Regions from separate parts of the Homo sapiens genome. Here region 2 is linked to region 1. A link is an interaction called in ENCODE POLR2A ChIA-PET data of the cell type or tissue named here. Cell type or tissue: Panc1. All regions are shown on one strand.

The links. Peaks named below come from ENCODE experiments on the same cell type or tissue, not always from the same donor. Only the 100,000 strongest peaks of a DNase experiment are listed, where the experiment ranks them.
Region 2: POLR2A ChIA-PET joins it to region 1 with 13 read pairs; 4 of 35 experiments call an interaction of 5 or more read pairs at or near these places.

Annotation. Positions count from the first base shown.
Region 1 is chr12:93,810,813-93,815,812 of GRCh38, forward strand. The region is part of intron 2 of CRADD (CARD and death domain containing adaptor protein); the gene reads left to right. Among named protein-coding and RNA genes, the nearest start is that of CRADD-AS1, 75 kb to the left of the region's middle. In Panc1, no CTCF peak of the experiment used is centred here; no DNase peak of the experiment used is centred here.
Region 2 is chr12:94,038,120-94,043,119 of GRCh38, forward strand. LOC105369913 (a long non-coding RNA gene) reads left to right here and starts at 390. Exons shown (of 4, transcript XR_945223.3): 1 at 390-4,209; 2 at 4,680-4,901. In Panc1, no CTCF peak of the experiment used is centred here; no DNase peak of the experiment used is centred here.

The DNA.
Region 1 (5,000 bases):
GCTATACATTGTGACAATCAGTTAACTGAGGTACAAGTGTATTTGGATTTATGCCAGACTGAGAATGAGAAATATTCAGATCACACCTGGAAAATGCAATGCAAAACTCCCTTGTCTTGAGCTAAAAATCTAGAAGCATTTGCAAGTGACTAAGTCCCTTAGTTTATAGGTATGAGCCTGTGATAAGTTATCTTTAGTTGTTTCTGGCTTAAGGGGATGTCAGTGACTTTTCCCTTAGCCCCCCCTCCTGGAACAGCCGGCTGCTGGTGGTCTAGTTTTTTGAAAGAAGCCCTGAATTCTGAAACCTCATGCTGGGGTTTTGGGTTAGTGTTTGCATTACTGACTGTGGTTTCATGGCATGATAATGCAAAGTTTAATAAGAGCAGGCTGTCTTTGCCTACAGCTAGAGTTGCATTGAGGCATGACTACTTCTAGTGCCTGCTCTGTGCCAGATTCACAGTGCCTTACAGCCCCTCCCCAGAACTGGGGCAGAGGAGGAAGAAAAAAGTGACTCTGTGGTTCAGGGGAAGGAGTAAAGTTTCCAGGCTGTGTGATAGGACATTTCCCTGATGCTTGGCTTTAGGCTCAGGATGGGGACGTTAATACATTCAGCAGAGGCTGGCTACCTATACTGGCACCATTGAAGGACTCTGCCCTGGCTCAGTGCTGGTTTTGCTTGGTGATGCAGTGTAGTGTAGCAGGATGATCACCAGCTTTAAAGCCAGATCAACCCAAATTTGAATCTCAGCATTAGTCCTCACTCTGCTTTGAGACGTCGGGCAAGTGATTTAATCTCTTGAAATCTCAGTTTGTTCATCTGAGTAACAGGTGGTAAAATACATACATTGAAACGCTGCTAAAAGATTAAGCAATGAGAAGGCAAAATGGTACAGCAACTTTGGGAGACAGTTTGGCAGTTTCTTATACAACTAAACATACTCTTACCATATGATCCAGCAATCCATCTCCTTGGTTTTTACCCAAAGGAATTGAAAACTTATGTCCACACAAAAACCTGCGCACACAAATGTTTGTAGCAGCTTTATTCATAATTGCCAAGACTGGGAAGCAACCAAGATGCCCTTCAGTAACTGAGTGGATAAACTGTGGTATGTCCATCTGTATCTTTTATTCAGTGATAAAAGAAATGAGCTGTCAAGCCATGAAAAGACATGGAGGAACATTAAATACACGTTGATAAGTGAAAGAAGCCAGTCCAAAAGGCGGTATACTGTATGACATCTGGAAAAGGCAAAACTATAGAGAAAGTAAAAAAGATCAGTGATTGCCAGGCCTTCGGGGAAGGGAGTAAGGGATGAGTTGATGAAGCATAGGGGACTTTTAGGGCAGTGAAACTCTTCTATAGTATCTAGAATACTATATTACTCTATCAATCATAGAATGATACTAGAGAACATACTGTAGTGATGGACACATGTCGTTGTGTATTTGACAAACCCTTCTTTGTGTTGTACACGAAGAAGGAACCCTAATGTCAGCTATGGACTTTAGTTAGTAAGTCTTCTAAAAAGCTTAAACAAGGCAATGTGTATAAACTAACTGACTAACTGGCATAAATAAATAGTGGACTTCAAAAAAAATTCATAATCCTAGCACTTTGGGAGGCCGAGGTGGGTGGATCAACTGAGGTCAGAAGTTCAAGACCAGCCTGGCCAACTTGGCAAAACCCCATCTCTACTAAAAAAATACAAAAAAAAAAAAAAATTGTATTCTAAGTTCCAGGAATGTCATTTAGACATAGTTTCTTTTGGGGCTAGATGTATCAATTTTCATTAAAGGTGATATTATTATTTAAAAATCCAGCTGGTTGCTAAATGAGAATTAGCTACCCTTTATAACCAGGGATTGTTTCAAAGAAATGTAGTTATTTTCTCCCCTGTGGCCTATCTTGTGCAAAGTTAGTAATAGTTTGTTGCCAAATCCAAGGAAAGCAAACTCTGGCTCAGGCATGAGATTTATTTTTCTCACCATGATTTACAACTGGTGTAAAATTCAGGTCTGGACTTGGTTAGTTATAATGCTATCGCAATATACCGCATCTTGAGTTGATTTTGCCATATCCTGTATTGTTATGTAAAATGCTAACTTTAATTGAGAATTGCCCCAGTAGAATATCCTTATTTGTCCTGCATGAAGTTTCTCCTCTTTTGTATCAATTTTTTGTATGGTTCAAATTAGTGCGGGAAGAAAAGGCAGGAAATACAAATTTAAGGGATATGTGTTATATCATAAAAGAATTGTATCACAAAGCATTAAGACAATGCACAGAAAACTTTGCCAATAGCTGATAGAGCAGAAGGGATTGTATAATTAAATAAGAACTAACACCTATTTTGTAACTGGAAATTGCATTGTCAGAGTCCCTTTCCTTTTATCACTAGATGCTAAGAATCTAGCCATGTAAAAACTCCCAAAACATCCAAATTCAAAAAAACTGGAATCTAACGTGGTAATGCAGTTGTCAAGAACACGCAATAGTCTTTGGGCTTTTACAAAGCACTGAAAACTAAATGTTGCATTTGTGCCCTTATCTTCCACAACTTCTTTCTTGGCAGCTTTTCTTGGCTCACTTCAGACACACAGAATTTCAAGTAATCAGGGAAAGTTGGGACAGAAACTTCCTCTGTCTTTCCATGGCCTTTTCTTTTTCCTTTACGGATCTGTGATCCTATGCTTTCTCTCACATTCACATTATATGTGTCAGTTGGAGAAATCTTGATGCCCAGTTTCATTTGTTTCTTCTGTCCCACCTGTAACTAATTTAGGTTGAGTTCTCCGGCTCATGTATCAGAGTGTGTATGACAAATTATCTCAAAGCCCAGAGGGCCTCGGTGGTCCAAGTCCCAGCAACAAGGGACACCTGCTGTCATGACATGGGCTTGACCTGGGTTCTGTGGACATTAAGGAACCACTGTCCTGAGAGGGGGGTATGGAGCTAAGCTAGGGGAGGGAGCAGGATGAGCTTAGAGCTGCCGAGGAAACGGAAAGAGTCTATAGGCTTTAAAAAAGAGGAGAGAAAGAAAGAAGAATAAAAGATGTTTCTGGAGACTCTGAGAATAGTTAAGAGTCCAGGGCCAGCCAGAATCACCCTTTCCCCCAGCTACCGAGAGTGCCACAGAGCAGAAATTGACTTGGAAGATATTGCTCCTAGACCAAAAGTCCAAATTAAGGGGTATAGGCAGTTAAGGGCAAGTGAGGGCAGTAGAGATGGTTGTCCGAGTCCAGTGGCCATGAGAGGTTTCTCAGCTGCCTGCCAATTCTCTTCTGGGACAATGCCAGCCATAAAGTACAAGCCATGCTTTGGTGTGGGCTGTAGACATATTGTTTTCCCATAACTACTGTCATTCAAACAGGATCTAGTTTCTTGGCATGAGCAAATTGTTCCCGCTGAATACACACACTATGTCCGCTATGGGGCAAGGCAAAGCGAATCCTCCAAGGAACTGGATGGATTTTTCATTCTGAGATAAGCAGTTTTTTTGTGGGGGCGGGGGAGGTGGAGAGGAGCCAGCTTCACTCTCTGTTCATGCGAGTTTTGAATGAAATGAGTAAAGTTCATGTTCCCCCCAGAGTACACAAGGTTCAAGTGGGATTACCCAGTGGGAATCCAGCCCGATTGTAATTTAACTTGTTCGAGGGATCTAAATATTTAATCTGCCTTCATCACGAATCCTAGAATCCTATGTAAGCAGCAAAGGCCGAGGGTCTGAAAGTAAACACTGCAGTTAGAATCAGAAGTGTTGCAACTAGCACAACTGCTGCTGTGACGTCCTACAAACTTTGGAGAGTGCCAGAGGAAGCTAGCCTGAGAGCACAGAACTGGCAGTCACGAGGCCTGCATTCTCCAGCTTCGCCTGCCACCAACTCTCTGAGCCTCCAGGCCTCCTTTGTCAAGTAAGGACACAAGCAAAGCATCTCAGAAGACAAGTCATTTTCATAACTGGAAATGAGACAGAGCCAACAAGGATGCGTGAAACCAGCCACATAAATTGTGAAACCTATGTGATCATGTATATGTACAATGTTTTCTTAAAAAAAATTACCATTCCTAGATCTAATATCAATTTTTTGTATGATTTTGCCCCACATTTTGCTCAAATTATGCAGTGTTTGAAAGAGATTCTCTGCAGAGGTTGGAATCACCCCCTTGGGTGCTGGTAGCAATCTGTGAAGGTAGCTTTTTAGATGTCACAATGATTGGGGGTGGGGTGCTGGTGACATTGGATGGGCAGGTGCAGAACTGCTAAACAATGCTCTGGGCAATCCCACAAAGCGACCACCTGGCCCATATCTGGCATGACTTTCATGTCCCGCCGGACATTCAAGGAATCCGACTATGTTTTCTATATAAACATATAGTATTTTTCACATCTGAAAATATACACTGAATTTTCCAGGACTGTGTATAAATAGAGGTAAGATTGTACTTTATTTTGCTCAGAACTTTACCAAGAGTTATTAATAATCTCCAAAAAATCAAATTATAGCAAACACTAATGATGTTTGAGTCACTAAGCAACACACCTATATCTGTCTGCATTGTGATATCACATTCGTGGTTATTCTACAGGTACAAGAATCTGAGCCTCCCTTGTCCTTTAGTGCAATCAAGCAGAGTATCCACATACTGAAATACACAACATTTTCTGTAAGCTATTTTCTTTTCATTTCTCCTTTGTATTACAGTTTTCATGTTATATTAATTTAAAAACATGGGCAGGTTATATGATCTATGGATTTTATACCAGATTAGTAGAGTACTATAAAATGTTTGTTATAAAAAGTGTGTTTTATTTGATTGGGTTGAAAACTTCTGGGCCAGGTAATCCTAAAGTCTCTTAGCTTTTAAATTTTGTGAGCCTGTGAGATTATTTAGCCAAATGCCTTCATTTTTACTGGTGAGTAAACTGAAGCCCATTCAGTCTTTCATGCATTGTATTGCATTCAGAAATTGCTGTGATCATTGGGAGGGGAGAATG
Region 2 (5,000 bases), 230 kb after region 1:
CACAGCTCCCAAGTAGTGGAGACTGAATCTGGAGCCCTGTGGTCTGAATTCAAAACCCAAGCTCTTAACTACAGCCCTATCTTGTTTCTCAAAGGACTATCTATGGGTAGACATGAGGTGTAGTAACGATTGGGGTCACCTGTGAGTCTGTGAGTCACAATCACACACCCTGGGCACATTTTCCATCTGCATTACGCCATTCTTGCGTTGCTATAGAGAAATACTTGAGACTGGGTAATTTATAATGAAAAGATATTTAATTGGCTCTTTAGGCCAATTAAGCCTCTGCAGGCTTTATAGGAAGCATGATGCTGGCATCTGCTCAGCTTCTAGAGGGGCCTCGGGAAGCTTACAATTATGGTGGAAGGTGAAGAAGGAGCCGACACAACACATGGCAAAAGCAGGAGCAGGAGAGAAAGAGCGAGAGACAAATTGGATGGGGAAATGCCACACACTTTTAAATGACCAGATCTCATGAGAACTCACTATCAGGAAGACAGCATGAAGCCCTGAGGGATTCGCCTCCATGAGCCAAACACCTCCTACCAGGCCCCACCTCCAGTACTGGGAATTACAATTCAACATGAGATTTGGGAGGGAACAAATATCCAAACTCTATCACCATCCATCTATCCACAAATGAATACATACAGTTATTTAAGGAATATTTGTTGTGCTCAGCTCTTTGTATACATTGTTACATTAAATATTCCCCAAAACTCTTAAGAGTTTGGGAAATACATTAAGAATAAAACACGGTCCCTGCAAAAATGGTTGCAATAGTATCTTCCACCCCTCATGTATTTTGCAATGTGACTCTGTCAATCCTCTCATTAAGAGGTAGAATCTATTTACCCTCACCTTGAATCTGAGCTGGTGTGTGACTTGCTTTGATGAATACATTACATTAGAGGGGATATTCTGAGATTCAAAGTCCAAGGTTTAAGAGGACTGGCAGCTTTCACTTTTCTTATATCCCAGCTACCATGTATTAGTTTGACTACTCTGAGGCCACCATGCTGCAAAGAAGCCCAAGCTAGACGTGTAAAGAAGGAGTGGTCATATACATATACATATATACAGAGAGAGAGAGAGGTTTAAAGAATTAGTTCATGCAGTTATAGAGATTGGTAAGTCTAAAATCTGCAGGGTGGGCCAGCAGGCTGGAGACCCAGGGAAGAGCTGATATTGCAGTTCAAGTCCAAAGGCCATCTATTGGAGAATTCCTTCTTGTTTTGGTAAAGTCAGTCTTGTATTTGATTTGGGCCTTCAACTAATTGGGCAAGGCCCACCCATCTGATGGAGGGCAATCTGCTTTATTCAAAGTCTACTAATTTAAATGTTTATCATGTCCAAAAGTACCCTCACAGAAACACCAGGATAATGTGTGACAAAATATCTGGGCACTGTGGTCCAGGCAATTTGACACATAAAATTAACCATCTTATAGTCCAACCCAATCACTAGCATAATATATTTGAGTGACCCCTGCTGACACCATGTGGAACAGAAGAACCACCCAGCTGAGCCATGCCCAAATTCCTGGCTTATAGGATCATGAAAACTAATTAATTGTTGGTTTTGAGCTACTAAGTTTTGGGGTCATTTGTTATACAGCAACAGAAAATTGAAAACTGCCTTAATGAAGGTTACAATTTAGTGGCCTTAATCAACAGTAAGCATATAGATGTATAATTATATAATTTGATACATATTAAGAACACTTCATTGCATTTATTAAAAACCCACTAGGTAAAATTTTCCATGGTAGTGTCAGACAAGGCTATGGTGACAAGATCTTCCTTTTACAGGCTCTGACTAATTTGTAGTGGTGGCTGAGCAAACCACTGACCCTTTCTGGACCTTGGCTTCTCCATCTATAAAATGGACATGGCAGCAGACAGCCTCTCTGCCTCACAGGCTCTTATGAAAATTAAGTGGGACAAGAAACAAAAGTGCTATCAATGCTGAAAAGTCCTCTGCAAACTACGTCATAACCGAATAAATGATCCCTTGTGCCAAAAATGCAAAAATGTTTCACAATTTATTGCTTAAGCGGAAACATCTGGCTAAGGAAACTTGAAAAAGGCAGCAACCTTTCCGACCAAAGCAATTTCATCTAATAGCTGGTCTCTGGAGTCTCCCCTTCAGCTCTGATTTGTCCGTTGCTGAGAATTTCACTTTAAAATATGTGAGCCTTGCACTTTTTTTTTTTTTTTTTTGCACTTCTGCTTTCTCTATATTTTTGACAAGGTTAGAAAAGGAAAACCTTAAACATGATAAATATCCATTGTTGGGCATTCCAGCTAACGTATAGGAATTGTGTCCATAAATTTATTCACCAATGTCTTTTAATTGTAGAGCAAACTGGAGGGAACCAGAATTACATAGGAATCTTAGAAGCAACCTCAGCAGGCTACAATTAGTCTACAATGAATGAGTTTCCCACCTGGCTTACAAGACAGTGAACCCAGAAGCCAAATCCAACCACATTTTGCACCTGTTTAAAAACTTGTTAATGACTTACAGTGCCCTCTTTATAAAGACCAAGCTCCTTGGCATAGCACTGAGGTCCATTCCAGTCTGACCGTTCCTTACCTCTCCATCCCTGCTGCTCACCGCTCACCTTCTTGGGCTTCTAGTGTTAATGCAACTGTCTCATCTCTGGCCTCTGTGTATACTAATCTCCCACCTAGTACACTTTCCCGCATCCATCCTTGCCTAGCTAACTCCTTTGTCCTTCATATCTGACTTTAGATGCCCTCTCTGAGAAATCTTCCCTAAACCCCTAAGACTGGATTTCATGTTTCTTGTCTTTTACCCCTTACCACTAAGGTGGTCTTACCTCTAAGGTGTCAGATGATAATTTCCAAAAAGTTAAAGGTGTGACTCTCATGCAAATACATCAAAGTCTATGCCAAAGATTTATTTAACTCGTTAATGAGAGAACCAGCAGGATGATAAAGTTGGATTGAAGGAACCTATAAGAAGCTGAGTATATACAGAATAGTCAGTGAAAGCAAGGATGCTGAAGTAAGACTGCTGACCTAGGTACAAAACTGAATAATGTCCTAGAAGCAACACAATTATAACCCTTTGGAACTGTTTATTCCAATGGAGAGAAATCATTTACATCTCTGCCAGACAAAAATCATTTGCAACTTATCAATTTCCTACAAATTAAGATCTAACTTTTCAGGATCTAGACCATAAGAATTTGTGATAGTGAGCCAAATCAAGGATTTCAGATGACGCTTGGGCTGGCCCATTAGACAAGGCTTTAGAATGACACTGAAGGACACACAGACATCTTGCTGGGTAATTTTTAATGTGCGTGTGTGTGTGTGTGTGTGTGTGTGTGTGTGTGTGTGTGTTTACCAGTGACATCAATACTCCTTTGTAACTACCTGTTATCTTGTCTGAAATTCCCAGTAAACTGAAAGCATCTAGGGACAACAATTGTGTTTTGTTTACTCTTGTAGCCTCTGACCCTAGTTTAGTGCCTAAGATATAGTAGGCACTCAGATAGTTATTACTGAATGAGTTAAAAGACTTCTCTTTCAGCATTGAGGTCCCCCCTTCAAGGAGCCTACCAGTTTCCCACAGATCCAGATTATGAATGATGAGGATTCTAGGCATTGATTCCAGCCCAATCTTTCCCCAACTCCAGCCAAGTGTCCCCTGTGACCCGCATCCCCTCAGTCATTTCTCCTGCTTTGTTCTACTGCACAAGCCCTAATAGTCACCTGGATGATCAGGCACAGAAGGCAGCAAGAAAGAAGCATGTCTCTGTGCAAGAAGCAGGGTCTCGCTTTTCAGGGCCCCCTGCCTAGCCCCAGTCCCAGCAGATTGGCTAGAACTGAGGCCTGATGCCTGGTGCTGCCTCTGGGAGCACAAGGGCTCCTTCTGTTCCTGGATTCAACTCCTCAGGGACAGCTACTGGGGCTCCAGGCACGTTGCTCATCATTCTAACTGGCTCACAGGGCAGCCAGATTTTCTCACAGATAATGAGCCTGTATAATTTACATCAAGACTAAATTATGCATTTAACAACGTGTTGTTCAGCAGGGATAAACTGCCTGGTTTGTGAATTGCTTTTCTTCCCACAGGAGGGAGGTACAACAGAGGGAGTGGAGACGGGGTGCACTCCACACACCTTCCAGTTATGAGGGGTCTGGAAAAGTCTGGAAAGAAAGGAATTGAAATAGCGTGAGTGAGAGTGACATTACCCACTTCGTATGTTGCCATTGTCAATCCTGTAATGGTCTCGGAAAGAGCTCAGAAAGAAACAGGGAGTTGTCTGGGTTCAGACAAAAACCACAGGGAAGAGTTTCAGACTTCTTGGCTAAGTCTTAGGCTCCACTCACCCCAGGGGTGTTGGTAGAAAGTGGATTAGGACTGTGTGAAAAGGCAGCAGAGAAAGATCAGAAACACACCAACAAAGGCTCTGCGTGCTCTTAGAAGCAGGGCAGGTCACTGGAAAAGCTGGGAAGTGCATGCAGTTTGCCTTTAGAGCTCCAAGTTTGCTCTTTCTGGGCCTCCTCCCTACTCTAGGGAACCTCTTTCATGGCAAGTGCTCCCTCCAGTTCTGCCTACCCCACCCCCCAAACCCTGGGGTTCACCATTTACCCTTTTATTGTGAATTTGAAAGCTGTGTATTTTCTCTCTCTCTCTTCCAGAGACATCCACACTGAAGCTTTTCCTCTGAAAAAGGAAAATAATGTGACCAAATAATTTATCATCCATCCAAGAACATTTTTGAGTACTCTTAAAAATTACACCAGAACCACAGGAATAAACCACAGCTGCTCTGGAAGGGTCCTGGGCAAGCTGGACCTAAGAGCACCCCAGAAATGAAAGTCTTTGTTTCTTTTTAAAAAATTGTTGACATCACTGAACAGGTGAAAAGGGCTCTCTGATTCTTTCCAAAGGGGAGAGTAATGAGAAAGGATGAAAAGGAGCAGAGATGTATCAGTTAAGATGCTTTCAATTGCACATAA